2 separate regions of the Mus musculus genome follow, and region 2 is linked to region 1. A link is a loop called in an ENCODE intact Hi-C map of the cell type or tissue named here. Cell type or tissue: heart. All regions are shown on one strand. Links, peaks and the distances in the headings refer to the core of each region. The heading gives the core; the rest is flanking DNA.

Region 1 (7,841 bases), core at 1,633-6,632:
TGCTTATACTCCGGGGTCTCCTGGATCTTCATTTTATTTGAAGTCTCTCTGCAAACTGGCCTTTGAAATTTCCAAGTTGTTCAGTGCAATGAGCTGAGAAGGGCTGTGCTTAAAAGAGATGAGTGAAGGTCGCAGTGGTGGTCACAAATACCTCCAGATGGCTTTTAGCCAAGCATCGAGGCAGATTTTGTAATTTAAGGAAAATCGACATGTGGCCCTTTCAGCATTTCTGAGTGTCCTCTGTCAGCTCAGCACTGTGACATTTGCTGTGTGGTGCCTGTGCACTGGACCCTGTCCACAGATAAGAACAGAGGCTGAGCCCCAGCCTAGGGGACATTCTCCAGAGGCCACCAAGAGAAGAAAAATTAGCTGAACTCAAGACTTCAGAGGCTTGAGCTTTTTGCTGTAGAGATGGTTCTGAGCATCCGAGTATCTCAGCATCTTCTCTGCATCCAGGTTATTGAATCCATACTTCATACCCAAGTCGTAGAAATGACATCCCCCAATGATGCTAACAATAGGTCATGGGCTTCCTCTGTCAGCAACAGAGAGAGTCTGGACTTTGTTCATTTACTGTAATCCTTCCCCTTCTCATTTCTGTTTCTCTTCTCGCCCAGTTCCCCTGGAGCAAAGCGGGGAAGCAGAACCATTTCCAAACACTAACAGTGTTAGTTCCGTGCTCAGAGAAAAGAGGCTTCCGAGTAATAACTTTACCCGTCCTTTAGTGCTGTGGGTCTTGGCTAGCCTTCAGGTGAGACCCCTAAAATGACCACCTTTGGACATGGGCATGCACAACCCAAAGCAGCAAACCACTAAAGGGAGTTTAGCTGCCCATGGGGAATTTGTAGCTACAGTCACCATCTCAGTGAGGACAGATATGAAGAGTCAGGCACAGAGAGTGACTAAATGTGATGATGAGTCTCTTCTGAGAAAATGGGAGGGTGTGTTTGCTCAAGGGAGGCTGTGTCTGCTGCTCTATGGGTCCATAGCCGATGCTCTAGAAGCATCGGGGAGACTCATCAGAACATTTGAACGATTCCAAAAGAAGCTTGCCACATGAATCAAGCAGAAGTGCCACACTGTAGGTCCTGGACAGAAAGTGCTTGCCCTATGACCAAGAGGACCTGAGTACAGCGCTCACTGGATAAAGACAGACACAGCATACTCTTGGAGCCCCAGGGCTGAGGACTTGGACACACAGTCCTTGGAGCTTGCTGCAGCTGGTCAAGTCAAGCTAGTTAGCGAGTTCCAGGATCAGTGCCTCAAAAGCTAAGGTAAAGAGTGATTTTGAAAATCACTCAAGGGCTGGAGAGATGGCTCAGTGGTTAAGAGCACTGACTACTCTTCCGAAGGTCCTGAGTTCAAATCCCAGCAACCACATGGTGGCTCACAACCATCTATAATAAGATCTGATGCCCTCTTCTGGTGTGTCTGAAGACAGCTACATTGTGTTCACATATAATAAATAAATCTTTAAAAAAAAAAAAAAAAAAAAAAAACACTCAAAGTTGGCTTATGGCCTCTGTATGCATGTACACAGGTTCATGCATTTCTATGCGTGCATGCCCATGAACCTATATATACACGCACACACACACACACACACACACACACACACACCTGACATACTCTAACGACTTTTGTCCCTAGGCTACGACCCATTTCCACTCCTCTGGCTCCAAACACCCATACAGAGTGATGTTCGCCATGCCCTGCTCACCCAAAGCTCCCTGTCTGTGGGGCAGATTGCCTCGCCACTAGACTGGAGGTGCTAAGACCACACAGCCCATCACAGACATTCGCCTTCCAGACCATCACAATTCCACCCCACCAGCTTTCTTCCATGACTGGCGCTGCCCACAGTGGACCCCGGGAGCTGATCATCTCTGGGCCCCCCTCTTCACTAGTTTTCTGTGAGACTTGGACACCAAACCCAAGCACACACCAGACTTCCCCCTTTCTCTTCCCACCTTGCTAAATTAGTTAGGACAGGATTGTTTATTCAAAACCAAAGTCCACCAAAATGGGAAGGAGCTTAGGAAGAAGCCCCCACCAGTGCGTAAAGAACATTTTTCCAAAGGGCTCCGGAGTCAGAGCAGGAGCGGGGTACAGGGTATGACATCATCCCTATGGTTGGTGGTCTCCTGGAGAAAGTCAGGGCATGCTGACGGGATAATAAGTCCACTATCGACCTGCGACCCCCTGAGGAAAGAAACACAAGTTCGGGGGTGGGGGGAGCCCCAGGTGGCGGCGTTTGAACCAGCAGTGAGACCACCATCAGATCCAGTCTTATCCACCTAGAAATGCGCTTGTATGGAAAAGCAAACAGGCCCGGGCCGTGCCCTTTGGACCTTTGGCAATTCTCCTTAAGCCAGCTCCTCCTATAAATGGAGCACTTTTCAAAGGGCCAGGCAGTCTCATCAGTGCCTGCAGTGGATCAAGTACCTGCCTGAGCTCCGCCTCCGAAGACCCTGTAGAGCAAGCAGCAGGGGCTAGGCCCGTGGCCAGGCCACAGCCAGGAAGCCACCCCACCATCCATCCGCCATGGGCCCACGAAAGCCTGCCCTGCGGACGCCGTTACTGCTGCTGTTCCTGCTACTGTTCTTGGACACCAGCGTCTGGGCTCGTGAGTTAGGGTGGAAGCCTGGGAGAAAGCCAGCGTGGGGACAGAGCGCTGGGCTGTGCTACAGACCACCAGTTACATCCTGGGGTAGAAACTGGTGGCAGGCTGGCTATTAGGTAGCTTGGGCTAGGTGAGAGGGAAGGCAGCCGCAGGGTCCTAGGGAGGGGGCGGGGGGTGATGAAAAAAACAAGATCTAGCAGGCTCCTGGGTTCCGGGTGAGGGCACTGTACAGGGGAGTTAGAAAGAAGGCTCTGGATAGCTCTAAGATAATTTAGGTTGTGAGGGCTCCCTCCTGTCAGGCCATGGAACCCACTGGAAAACACAAGAAAGCCAAGGTTCTCCTTTTCTCTTACAGAAGATGAAGTCCTGGAAAACTTAAGCTTCAGCTGTCCAAGTAAGGCATTTTTCACTGGCCGCCTTGGTACTTCTCACCCTGACGCTCCTCTCCATCCACCCTCCTGTGCCCCCGTTCCTCCCACGTAGAACCCGTTTGCTTGCTCGGATTAGGAAGCACTGCTCAGACCCCTGCAAGTGAAGACTTTGAGTCTCTGTGCACCCAGACTCCTCCAACAAAGGATCTCTGCTCTTTGTGTATTGCCTTTCTTGTCTGTACCAAGACTTGGTTCTGAAGTGGGGTAGCGATGAGACTGTGGGCACTGTAGAGAGACATTGCTGTGCTGTTTATCGATGACTAATCACTGATTCAGAGTATGTGAGGATGAAGAAATGCCGACTTTAACCTTTGTGCAGAACACCAGACCCCTCCACCCCTTCCTATTTACTCTACCCTAGGGGTCAGAGGATCAGGCTTTGCCGCAATACCCAGCTTCCTCCGCAGAGCGCTAGGATTGGCCTCTCCTCTGATGGGGCAGCATCTCCATCTGGTGGCCATATGGCAGTACTACATCCGGGTTCCTAACCAGTTATTTTTCTCACAATCAAAAAATTCCTGTCATGGACAGTGGAATCTGCCAGAAGTTTCTTTTTATGGAGGGGGTTTCTAGAAGTCAACCAGACAGCCTTAACAGCTAACTTTGTGTCCGGTACTTCATAGGTTCTAGTCACGATAGCATTTTCAAACTGAGAAAACACTTAGCCCTGTCCCTTTGATAACTTAAAATTTCAAAGGCTCATCACATGGATTTCTGCAGTTCCATTTAATCGATGCTTGGCCCTCCCTTTCGTGGAATCCCAAATGATTAAACACCATTCTCAGCCAAGATGGTGGCGATGTTAAGTCTATAGAGACCAATGGTGTGTAGTACAAAGTCAAGCACAACTAACTCGTGCTCAGTGACCTTTATCGCCTGTGCCACGGTCCCAATCTGCCTGGCAGCGGCTGCCTTTAGAGAGTTGTTTCATCTCCAGGGCTGACTTATTTCCTCTTCACTTTAGAAGATGCAACTCGATTCAAGCACCTCCGAAAGTACGTGTACAACTATGAAGCTGAAAGTTCCAGCGGTGTCCAGGGCACAGCTGACTCCAGAAGCGCCACCAAGATCAACTGTAAGGTACGGAGGACAAGGGCTGGAGAAACCTGCAGCTGAAGCCTAGCCTTGTTCCACCAGGAGCCCCTCATAGAACCTTCTAGCACTTCCCAGCACCTCAACTGACGATACCCCACTTGAATGAAGACTTCCAAATTTCCAGCCAAGTTTTCCTCCCATTAGCTTCCAAAGTGTAATTGGGGGGCATGGTCTAGGAAGCCAGCAGGATTGGCATGTAGATCTGACCATGAGAGAGATCCAGTGAGTACAGAAAAGAAGGTGGTCTTTGCAGGAGAACGCTGGGCATGCAACATTTATGGTGTCAAGCATAAAATGGAGAAACATTTAAATACCTGGTTTGTTCAAACGATAGGCTGCTTCTCAGGAGACTTGTTAGACACCTGTCTGTTCTCATAAAGCATAGCCAAGAGCTGCTATTGAGGTCTGTGTGGGAAGAGAAATCCATTTGCTAAGTTATCCTCTTCCCTCGTGGACCATAGTGCTGGTCTGTAGAGTTAAACGCAATGGGCATTGGCTACCTGTGGCCATTTAAGTTGAATAAATGCAACTTTTATTCTCACTGGCCATATTTCAATGTAGCCAACACACACCTGTGGCTCATGCTGCCGCATTAGGTCAGACAGCACAAACACGAGCTTCTCCATCTCACTGGAGTGTTCTGAAATGGTTCCAGAAAACAACCAAGGGTCCCTTTCAATTCTGCCCACATAGGAAGCTCTCATCAGGCTCATAGCTATGGTTTGGGGAAACGATGTCAGGAAAGCATTCGCTTTTCCTGCTTGCTATTTATTTTTGTTTGCTTCATTTACTTTTCTTAAGTCTCGCTCCATTCTGCATTTCTGCTAAGCAATCACCCCAAACTCTTTACATGTAAAGTGAGTACATTAAAAACCAACACAAGGACATTCTCCCTTCCGTGCATAGCAGATGCAAACATAAACATCTTAACATAGGAAGAAGAAAGCTAAGCCAAGACAAGGGATCCGTGAGATGTGTTTAGAACATGTGGTTCTGGTGACTCTCTGACCATAACCCAAATACTTTCCCCTCCATGTCCTGATTGGAGACTGGGCTGCAGAAATATGTCCTATTCTAGATGGAGAACATCAATGTATTATTACTTTCTGTTCTCAGGTAGAGCTGGAGGTCCCCCAAATCTGTGGTTTCATCATGAGGACCAACCAGTGTACCCTTAAAGAGGTGTATGGCTTCAACCCTGAGGGCAAGGCCTTGATGAAGAAAACCAAGAACTCTGAAGAGTTTGCAGCTGCCATGTCCAGGTAAGGTGTGGGATTATGTCTTTTAAGTATCTGAGCTTTGTGAACACTACATGAGTTGACCGTGGTACATGCGCATATGCATGGGTCCGAGGGGATACTAGTGTGTGCGCTCATGTCAGGCATGCCTTTGAGTGCTGACATTTGTATTCAGTGCTTACCACAGATCAGGATGCTGTGAAGTTTTCACATCTATCTAAAACAGGGAAGTATTATCGACTCTCCTCTACTTAAGCTCCCTTGATTATCATTTAAATTGTTCTTCTAACAGATCTCATGGTTGAAGCACTTTTAAGGCTATAAAGCTGAGATGGTTTGTTTAAACAAGCGAGATCTTGTTTATAGAATCAAACGAGGGGATGCCTGGGGGCCTTCAGGTGGATCAGGCAGCAGTTGCTACTCTGAGATCATAAGGCTGTGTGGACCCCTATATGTTTGAGAGTGTGGCATCCGTTCAACACAGGACAAAGGGCCAGCAGTACCTTAGCAGTCTCCTACCCATGACTGCTATGCAGCCACTGTGCACTGAAGACCAGTGTTGTCATTTATAGCTGGCATCTCTCCCAACACAACAGTGACAGTGCAGGACAATAAGTATTTTCAACACCACCCTTGCCTTACACCACTTAGTTTAGGAAGCCTTACGTGAATGGAATACAGGTAGATGCAGGGATGTTAACGTGGTAGTAGGGGGATACTTTCCTTTGCCTATTTTTAGATTTGCTAAATGTCAAAACCTAGTCCTTTCCCTGAGAAATAGGCAACAAAAAAAATGTTCCTGTCTTCTGTCAGAACATATTACTTTATTAGAGACTTAGATGAGAGGGGAAAGCTGCGGCGGCAGGAGAGAGTGGCTGCTATTCTATGGTCCTTTCTCAGCTATAAACACAAGAGACTCCTCCTCCTGACCACAAGGACTTGCCAGGCTTGTGCTGCTGTGTCTAGAATATTCTGAGAGGTTCAGAGCTATGGGAGATGGACCTGGTTCTCTTCCCCTGTGAACTTCAGAGCCTTGACAGCTCAAGCAATCCCCAAGAGAAAGGCAGCACCCACCTAAGATCATAGTTAACCTGAACTTCCATCTTGGCCTGAGAGTGGATTAAAAAGTGAACATCTGACAACTGTATGAAGAGAAACTCAGATTCACTGGAAGTGGAGAAATGCAAATAATGTATTAGGAGAGAATTTCTCACTCCACACCCATTAAGCTGCAGAAGTTGAGACAGTACTCATTGCTAGAGGGAAGAATAGTATATTTTCATACACTAGTGGTAGAAATTAAAGCCACAGGGCAATACTGATATTTATATATCCAGTTGATAATATTTGTACTTTGACATAACAATTCTCATCTCTAGAACTCTGTCCCATCTACATAAAAACAGTCATGTGTGAAAATAGATGTGTATGTGGATGATTCTTTCAATATCATCTGGGTGACCACAAAATAAACCCAGGAAGAGAGGATGACAATGCTCTCAAATGGTGCATTGTTTTTTGTTGTTGTTGTTTTTGTTTTGTTTTATTTTTTTTAATTAGGTATTTTCCTCATTTACATTTCCAATGCTATCCTAAAAGTCCCCCATACCCTTCCACCCACTCCCCTACCCACCCACTCCCACTTTTTGGCCCTGGCATTCCCCTGTACTGGAACATATAAAGTTTGCATGTCCAATGGGCCTCTCTTTCCAGTGATGGCCGACTAGGCCATCTTTTGATACATATGCAGCTAGAGACACGAGCTTCGGGGTACTGGTTAGTTCATATTGTTGTTCCACCTATAGGGTTGCAGATCCCTTTAGCTCCTTGGGTAATTTCTCTAGCTCCTCCATTGGGGGCCCTGTGATTAAATGCTGCATTGTTTAAGGAACCATATATAAACAAAGAACATGATGCTGTGTAAAGTTTAGTAAAGACTCGAGTGGAGCTACACCAAGTGATTCAGATGTTTCTGGAATATATTAAATAAGAAAATCACAATCCAGATGAAGAAAGCACACATAGTGCAGTGTCCTCCCTGTAAAACATGGCAAGATCTCTGGGTTGTCATCCTCCCGAGTCTGTATGGAGTCATATGAACAGGAGCTGATATTGAAGGACACACAGTGATGCCCACAGAAACAGGGAGACTGGAGGAAGACATGGGGAGCAGGGATGGGGTGGGGGATGAGCCCAGACAAAAAATTTAAAAGGCAAGAAAAAAGAAAGAAAAACTTACCATTATCTGAAGACTTTGGGGGAATGTATGGGAATGGAAACATGTGTATAAAGAAAATCCATCGAAAGAAGAACCACAGAGGAGCTTCCCACGTCCCCAGCTCCCTCTGTGGGCTCTCAGTGGAAGGATGGCTTTTCTGTGAACATGTGACTCCTTTCTCCTGGGCAGGTACGAACTCAAGCTGGCCATTCCTGAAGGGAAACAAATTGTTCTTT
Region 2 (6,882 bases), core at 739-5,738, 74 kb before region 1:
TGGACTGGCAAGTTTGTAAAAATCTGGCATAGCTTATAGGGGTGTGTCACACTGCTATGGCGGAAAGGGTATCACTCTGGGTCTCTTTTTGCCCAATGGTTGATCAAGAAGAAAGACTCAGCCTGCTGTGACTATTCATGATAGAAACCCAGAAGTCACAGTGAATGTTTAGTGAAAAGAATAACTGCTATCGATTTATACATTTCTCTAGGTTTTTATTTTATCGGCATAGTTTTCATAATTCCGTTATTCTAATGTGTGTGTGACTGTTTCCAGCTTTATTCTGTATTTTGCTTTTATCATTTCCTTTCTTATTGACAAGTTTTTGTTACTATCTTTTGGTTAATCTCTCTGTTTTCCATTTCACGTTTCTTCCCCTTGGCTATCGTTGCCTTTTTTTTTTTTTTTCCCATTTCTTTGAATTTGATCAATAGTTTGTTCTTATCTTCTTCAGTGGAATTTTTATTGTTTTCATCTTAAACGTTTTTTGTTTCCTGAAAAATGTATTTAGCAAATTTCCTTTTAGACAAAGCTAATAAATTCTAAAAATCTAAAACCAATGTCTTTCACTTTGTCATAAATACTACATGTGCCTTGCGCATCCTGTCACCAGTAGATCCTCTACTTTATCATACTTTCCTTACTGAAATCTGATGGAGAGAGTCTCTGGGAAGATCTTGTGAGCAATGCATCCCACTTCAAATGTCACTATAAAGGCTGTCTCTGCCAAAAAAAGACTTCTGAGTCTGGGTAAAGTGCCAGACCCAAGGGCAATCAGAATCATTTTAAAGGGCTCAGTCCCTAGATTCTAGCATTTTGTGTGTACTCTTTAATGATAATAGTCTATCTAAGGGCCCAAGGCAACTGCAAGCCAGAAACACTTGGACAGGTTTCATGTTCTCCTTTCCTTCCCTTGTTGTCCCATTCACAGTTCACAAAACCAGAATATGTTTCTGCCATTCCTGTGTATTATTGTTCATATTCCCAGAGTGTAAATTTCCCTCAAATACCCAATAGACAGATATTCAAAATATTTGCATCAGCAAAAATTCTTGTGACTTATCCTATATTGTTTGTATTCTGTGAGAGGCAAACACAGCATTAGCAACACTATACGCTGGCACACACTGAATTGTTAATAGACATGCTGAAAGCCAAGCCAGGGGAGAGTTACCAGATTTAGCAAGTAAAAATATGGGATGTAATTAAAGTTGAATGTCAGATAAGCAGACGATAATTTAGTATAAATACACTATTAAAACACTGTGAGCTGTCTTCCTGAGATACAAATTTAACTGAGAATTCTTGTTTTCTCTGGAAACCCTAGAAAAAGTAAGAATACTGTGGTCATCCATCTCTTTGATGACTTTTCGAGCCAATACAATATGCCTGAGGGATAGCTCTGGTATAGAAAACCCAAGAATGTAGGCAAATGATTTAAGAGAAGGAGTACCTGATTTTATATAGCATATATACCCCAACTTAGTGATTGTGTACAAATGAACACTACAAAATAAGGTGTATAAACTTATTATACCCAAGATCTGATTGTTGCCACTGTCTACCTGTTAAAAAAATTGCTAACTATATGTTGCAGATGAATGAACTATAGTGTGTGATGTCATATAATCACTGAAATAAAAAGTCTTGGGGAAAGCATATGGAAAATAATAGTATATTTCTGCATATATCTATTAAATAAGGCACTTGTATAAAGGGTAAAACATGCAATTTGTTAATTTTTTTAAGCTTTTTAGGAATTAAGAAAATGGGTAAGCTAGTGTCTAAGTAAAAATTTATTTTTCAAGGCAAGTAGTCTAATTTTAGTACTTAAAAAAAAAAGGTCCAAGTATCTGGGTGACCCATCCATCAATCATTAGAGATATGAGAATTTAAGGATCACTAAATTCAATCATGCCTTCTTACCTTAACAGTGTCTCTCACCTGTGATAACAAGTAGGGACATGATTATTGTTATTAATTTATGTTTGTTTCTCCAACACGATTTATGGAAACAATGCCAAACACATTGTCTATCCTCAGTGAATCCAAATGAGTGATTGAAGAGGCAAATGTACGCATGCATAGGTTGTATTTGGAGTTCTGAGAGTTCTGGTCTACCAAGGCACAGAGCAGGGAAGGAGCTATGACAGTGGATGGGCAGCGTGCTGGCGACCACAGGTGTTCCTTGGGTTTGCAGGTTGTCTCCTCTCTCTTTTCCTCCATTTTCTCCAAGGTTATGTTTTATAAACATAAAAATAAATATAAACCTTAACTGAGACTATAACACAGAGCATCTGACTGCTGTTACCCACATTCTTCTCAGGGGCAATGATTTTCTTAGCACACAAATTTTTGGTAGTAGGTAAGTTCCTTCATCTCAGTAACCAATGAGAAACAGCCAACACAGCTCTTCTCAGAGCCCACCATTGAAACATTAATTTTCTTTTCTTGTTGCCCAGCTTAATATTTCATCTAACTGTTCCACATCCAACATGTTACATACTTTGGTCACAGCTACAAATGCATTTCCTCTCCCTCTCATGTTTCAACAGCCTACGGTTATATGTGTCTTCTGCCCACTTTCTAGAATGTTAGACCTAACTAAATTCACTGATGTCTGGTTTTCAAAGTAAGCAGAAAGACTGAGAGAGCCAGAGACAGTTGTTGACTACAAAGAAATGGTGCTTTTTGGGCACAGTAGTGTCTGTGCTCATATGAATTGACAGCAGTTGTTACACAGAAGCCGGACAACTTCAAGACAGACAAAATTCCATGAAAGAGGTAGGTACCAATTCAAACCCTTAGATGGAGATCTACTGGTAACTGATAGCTGTTGGGAGAGGTGGAGTCAATTTTATTTAAGTGTGTGGTCCCTCATAGGTCAACCACACTCCCATGGATGCTCACCCACCAGAATTATACCAACAACAGAAACAGGACTTCATGTTTGTTTTTTCTCACTAAATGAGAACACAAAGCTGGGTGGTTAAGGGGACAGGAGTTGGATATGAACAAAATACCTTGTATAAAATTCTCAAAGAATCAAGAGCAATAATAAGAAAGTCTTTTGTATTTAGCCATCATAGAAGAGGGGGCAGAAAAAATATAAGAGAGGATGAGGAGGAATTGTTTGAAATACTGTCTTTTGAGCAACACAGCTGTGGCATGCCGGGACTTACCGAAGCTGTGGTTGTTTGTACACGATCAAGCCAACTAAAATCCAGCGTGGATAGAGAAGGGGTCTCAGATGTCTTGCCCCTAACTGAGGATCAAGAAGGAGAGTAACATTTTTGCAGGAATATGTACCTATTGGTAGATTGCTATGCCCCAGTGTGTGGGTATACAGGCAATATTAATTGGATTCAATAACATTTGTTTAAAATAAAAGAACCTGATGAAGCTGGGAGGGAGCGATCCTAGGGGAGCCCTAGGAGAGCTGAAGCAGTGAGAGGAGAGGAGGTGGATATGATCAAGATGCATTCTATGTGCCTTTTCTTTTTCTTTTCTTTCTTTCTTTATTTATATTAGATATTTTCTTTATTTACATTTCAAATGTTATCTCCTTTCCTGGTTTCCCCTCTGAAAACCCCCTTACCCACCCCCCTCCCCCTGCTCACCAACCCACCCACTCCAGCTTCCCTGACACTGCATTCCCCTACACTGGGGCAAATTAGACACTTTTTTGTCTTGCCACCAGAAGGCAGCACTGACTTTGCTAGTGACTGTTTTACTGGAAGTGTCAGAGTCACCCTGCAAATTCTTAAAGGGAGATGTTTCTTCTACTTATGGTGTAGTTAAATTTCATCATTTCCTTTTCAAACTCGGGGGAGCGTGGACAATCCAATACCTGTGGCAGTGTGTTTCTTGGTACAGTTTAGAAAGAAGAGAATCTCTGAAGCCAACACATTGTCTCTTCCTTTGTTCTGGCATACCCCTCTCCTGTGCCCAAACTCCCCCCTCTCATGTCAATGGCTCTTAAAGAAATCATTCAAACTGTAAGCAATGGGTTAGGGACTAGTCAGCAGAGTGTAGCTATAATATTTAATAGACACAGTTTAGTATCTCAACCAAAGAATAAGTACATGGAAAGACAGCATTGCTTCCAATTCATTCTATTCTATTCTGTTCTGATTCGGAGTGCCTTCCTCCTGGACAGACTTGGCCCGAATACTCAGGTCCTCTTCTCCACTGTGCCCTGTGAGCTCCTGCACTAGCCATTCGCTAAGGTCCACCCGTCCATCACAGCTCTGCTCCATTTCCTGTTCACACAACTCTTCCTCATCCAACAGTGAGTGAATGTGCCCTCTTCCGGGTGGATAAAGCCAGCTTCACCCCTTTCTCTTCAACTCCTACCCTATCATTTTCTACTCTAAATTCTCAAAGAAAATTCCTGAATTATTTCTAACCCCCGTGGACTTGGAAGCATGACCTCTTGCCTTTCTCCTTATCCCGAAAGTCTCACAGCATCCATGGCCAGCCAAATCCAGTGGGTTGGCATCTGAATTTACTTCTTGAGACCCAAACATATTCTCAAATTTATGCACACACTTTTATGTTCTTCTCCTGTCGGAATCGTGAAAAGAACTGGGGGCTTAAGGGGGGAAGCAGAGACTTAAGACCCCAGAGACCAGCATCCGTGTGCAAATCTAATTTTATTGTTTAGTATAAAACTTAAATACAATTTTCGGCCAATAACGGTGCGGTTGCGTAATCCATGGGAGATTGATTACACTGTCCTGCTGAATTTAATTTGCTTGCCCGTGACTCTGTAGGGGAGAGGAGATTTTCCGTGAAGACTGAGGAAGCAAATCAGCCATCACCCTGGACGTGGGTCCTTTGTTCTGTCTCACTGGTTTTCCAGGAGCCACTTGAGATATCAGGCTGTGTAGAGCTGGAACAGGATTCCCTGAGCAGGTGCAAGAGACCAAGACATCTTGCTTTCCAACCCACTTCTTCCTCCACTGGGGTCACTCTCACATCCCCGAATTCTACTGTTTCAGATTTTCTTCTCTTTCCTTCTGATTCCTAACTGAAGTTTCTCTGTCATTTGGTTCGTTTTATAAGCAAGGCCTCTTCAAACATCCTGCCTGACGGTTAAGAAACAATCTTAAATGTCATTTAGATCTATTTCTATCTCACCAATAGGACAAAAAAAAATGGTCATCTCTCCATAAAGGCTGCACACATAGGCAGCAGGCCAGCCTCTTTGTAAAAATATACAGGAAGTGTCCTTGTGAGCTTGCCAAGTGGAAATTAAAGAGCAGTTAATATTTCCTAGAATAGCTATGATTTTGAGCTGTAGGGAAATAAGACAAAATACAAGTAAACATTTTTAAAAATTAAATTAATTTCCTAGGAAAGTCATTGTGATCTTTTTAAAGAAGAATCCTTTTAGAAGTTGGAAATTGAATTGTAATAAATAATACATACTGCTGGCTCATTTGCACTACGGATTACAGAAGTACAAAAGTAGATATTACTATGTGGCCCTATTGCGATGGCATACAAAAGTTTAAAATGAAGTCCTTGAATTAACCAGGCAAAGGTAGCATATGTACAAAGGCAGGAAGCATCTCCAATATACTTCAGACCCCTTCCTGATTACAAAGCAGAACAGCTACTTTCATGATGTTCTCTGTGTCCTCTAAAAATGTCAAGGTAAATTGGATCAAATATAAAATTTGAAGTCCAGTGAGTCGCCAAAAATATACATATAAGCATCTGGCAAGAATGTGGGAATTTTAGTATTATTGATACAAAACAACTTTTGCAACCTTACACCCTGGAAATGATTTTATACATTTTATCCACAACTGTCAAGAACTATGGTCCCAATTTATTAAGCTTACTGACTTTCTCCCCCAGTACCAAGGATGGAAGTCATGGCTACATTGCATATGTCAATAAAATACTCTGCCTATGAGTTAGAATCACATCACTGGCCTTCATTATATTTAACCAGTTCTCTGGTTTTTTTCTGATTACCACCATCCTCTCTCTGTCTCTGTCTCTGTCTCTCTTTCTCTGACTCTCTATCCTCTGTGTGTGTGTGTGTGTGTGTGTGTGTGTGTGTGTGTGTGTGTGTGTGTATGTGTGTGTGTTGCTAGGATGCTGGCAATGAAACTCAGGGCCTTTCATATCCTGGGCTAGTGTCTTCTTACTGAGATACCCCCAAACCAGATGCTTATTTCTCTATAGGCCAAATGTTTACTTTCAATATTTTTAGCTAGACGTTCTCTATATGCATTGCATGTGATATATTTCCTCTGTTCTTAAACATTTAACTTGCCTAAACATGCCAAGGCCTTCACTGTGAGTGCACATATACTCCTACTGTTCACACTAGTCAAGTTATGGTGTCAGTGTGGCTGCCCTTCAACAGAAGACTAGATAAAGAAATTGTGGTATATCTACACAATAAAGCTTTATTCAATCATAAAGAATTATTCCATTTGCATGAAAGTAGATGTAACTAGAGATCATCAGATCATCAGGTAAACCAACATAAACAGATGCAGCAAGGGAAGTATTGTATGGTATCTCTCATTTATGGATCCTAGATCTTATGTAGATACACAAAATCTTATATATGAACACACATGTTGTATATGACATGAAAACAGAAATGAGATTATGGGAAGGAAAAGAAATAACAGGAAGATGGAAGAGGAAGGAAAACTGATGGGGAGTAAATATAAAGTATGTGATGGATTGTGTCAAAATGGCCCCAGAGGCTCATAGGGAGTGATAAGGAGGTGTGGCCTTGGAGGAAGTATGTCACTGGGGGTGGGCTTTAAGGTTTTAGATGTTCAATCCAGGCCCGTTGTCATGCTGTCTTCCTGCTGCCTGCAGATCCAGATGTAGAACTCTCAGCTAACC

The links. Hi-C counts contacts between places; a loop is a spot of excess contacts. Peaks named below come from ENCODE experiments on the same cell type or tissue, not always from the same donor. Only the 100,000 strongest peaks of a DNase experiment are listed, where the experiment ranks them.
Region 2: it touches region 1 in a loop (6-fold over the local background); 6 of 42 quality-filtered maps call a loop at or near these places.

The regions. Positions count from the first base shown.
Region 1 is chr12:7,975,235-7,983,075 of GRCm38, forward strand. It overlaps Apob (apolipoprotein B), which reads left to right and starts at 2,443. Exons shown (of 29, transcript NM_009693.2): 1 at 2,443-2,626; 2 at 2,979-3,017; 3 at 4,019-4,134; 4 at 5,266-5,411; 5 at 7,795-7,841. The coding sequence starts at 2,545. In heart, for the core only: a CTCF peak has its summit at 3,509 (motif pointing left); no DNase peak of the experiment used is centred there; H3K4me3 peaks cover 292 bases.
Region 2 is chr12:7,901,826-7,908,707 of GRCm38, forward strand. No RefSeq gene overlaps it. Among named protein-coding and RNA genes, the nearest start is that of Apob, 72 kb to the right of the region's middle. In heart, for the core only: a CTCF peak has its summit at 3,705 (motif pointing right); no DNase peak of the experiment used is centred there.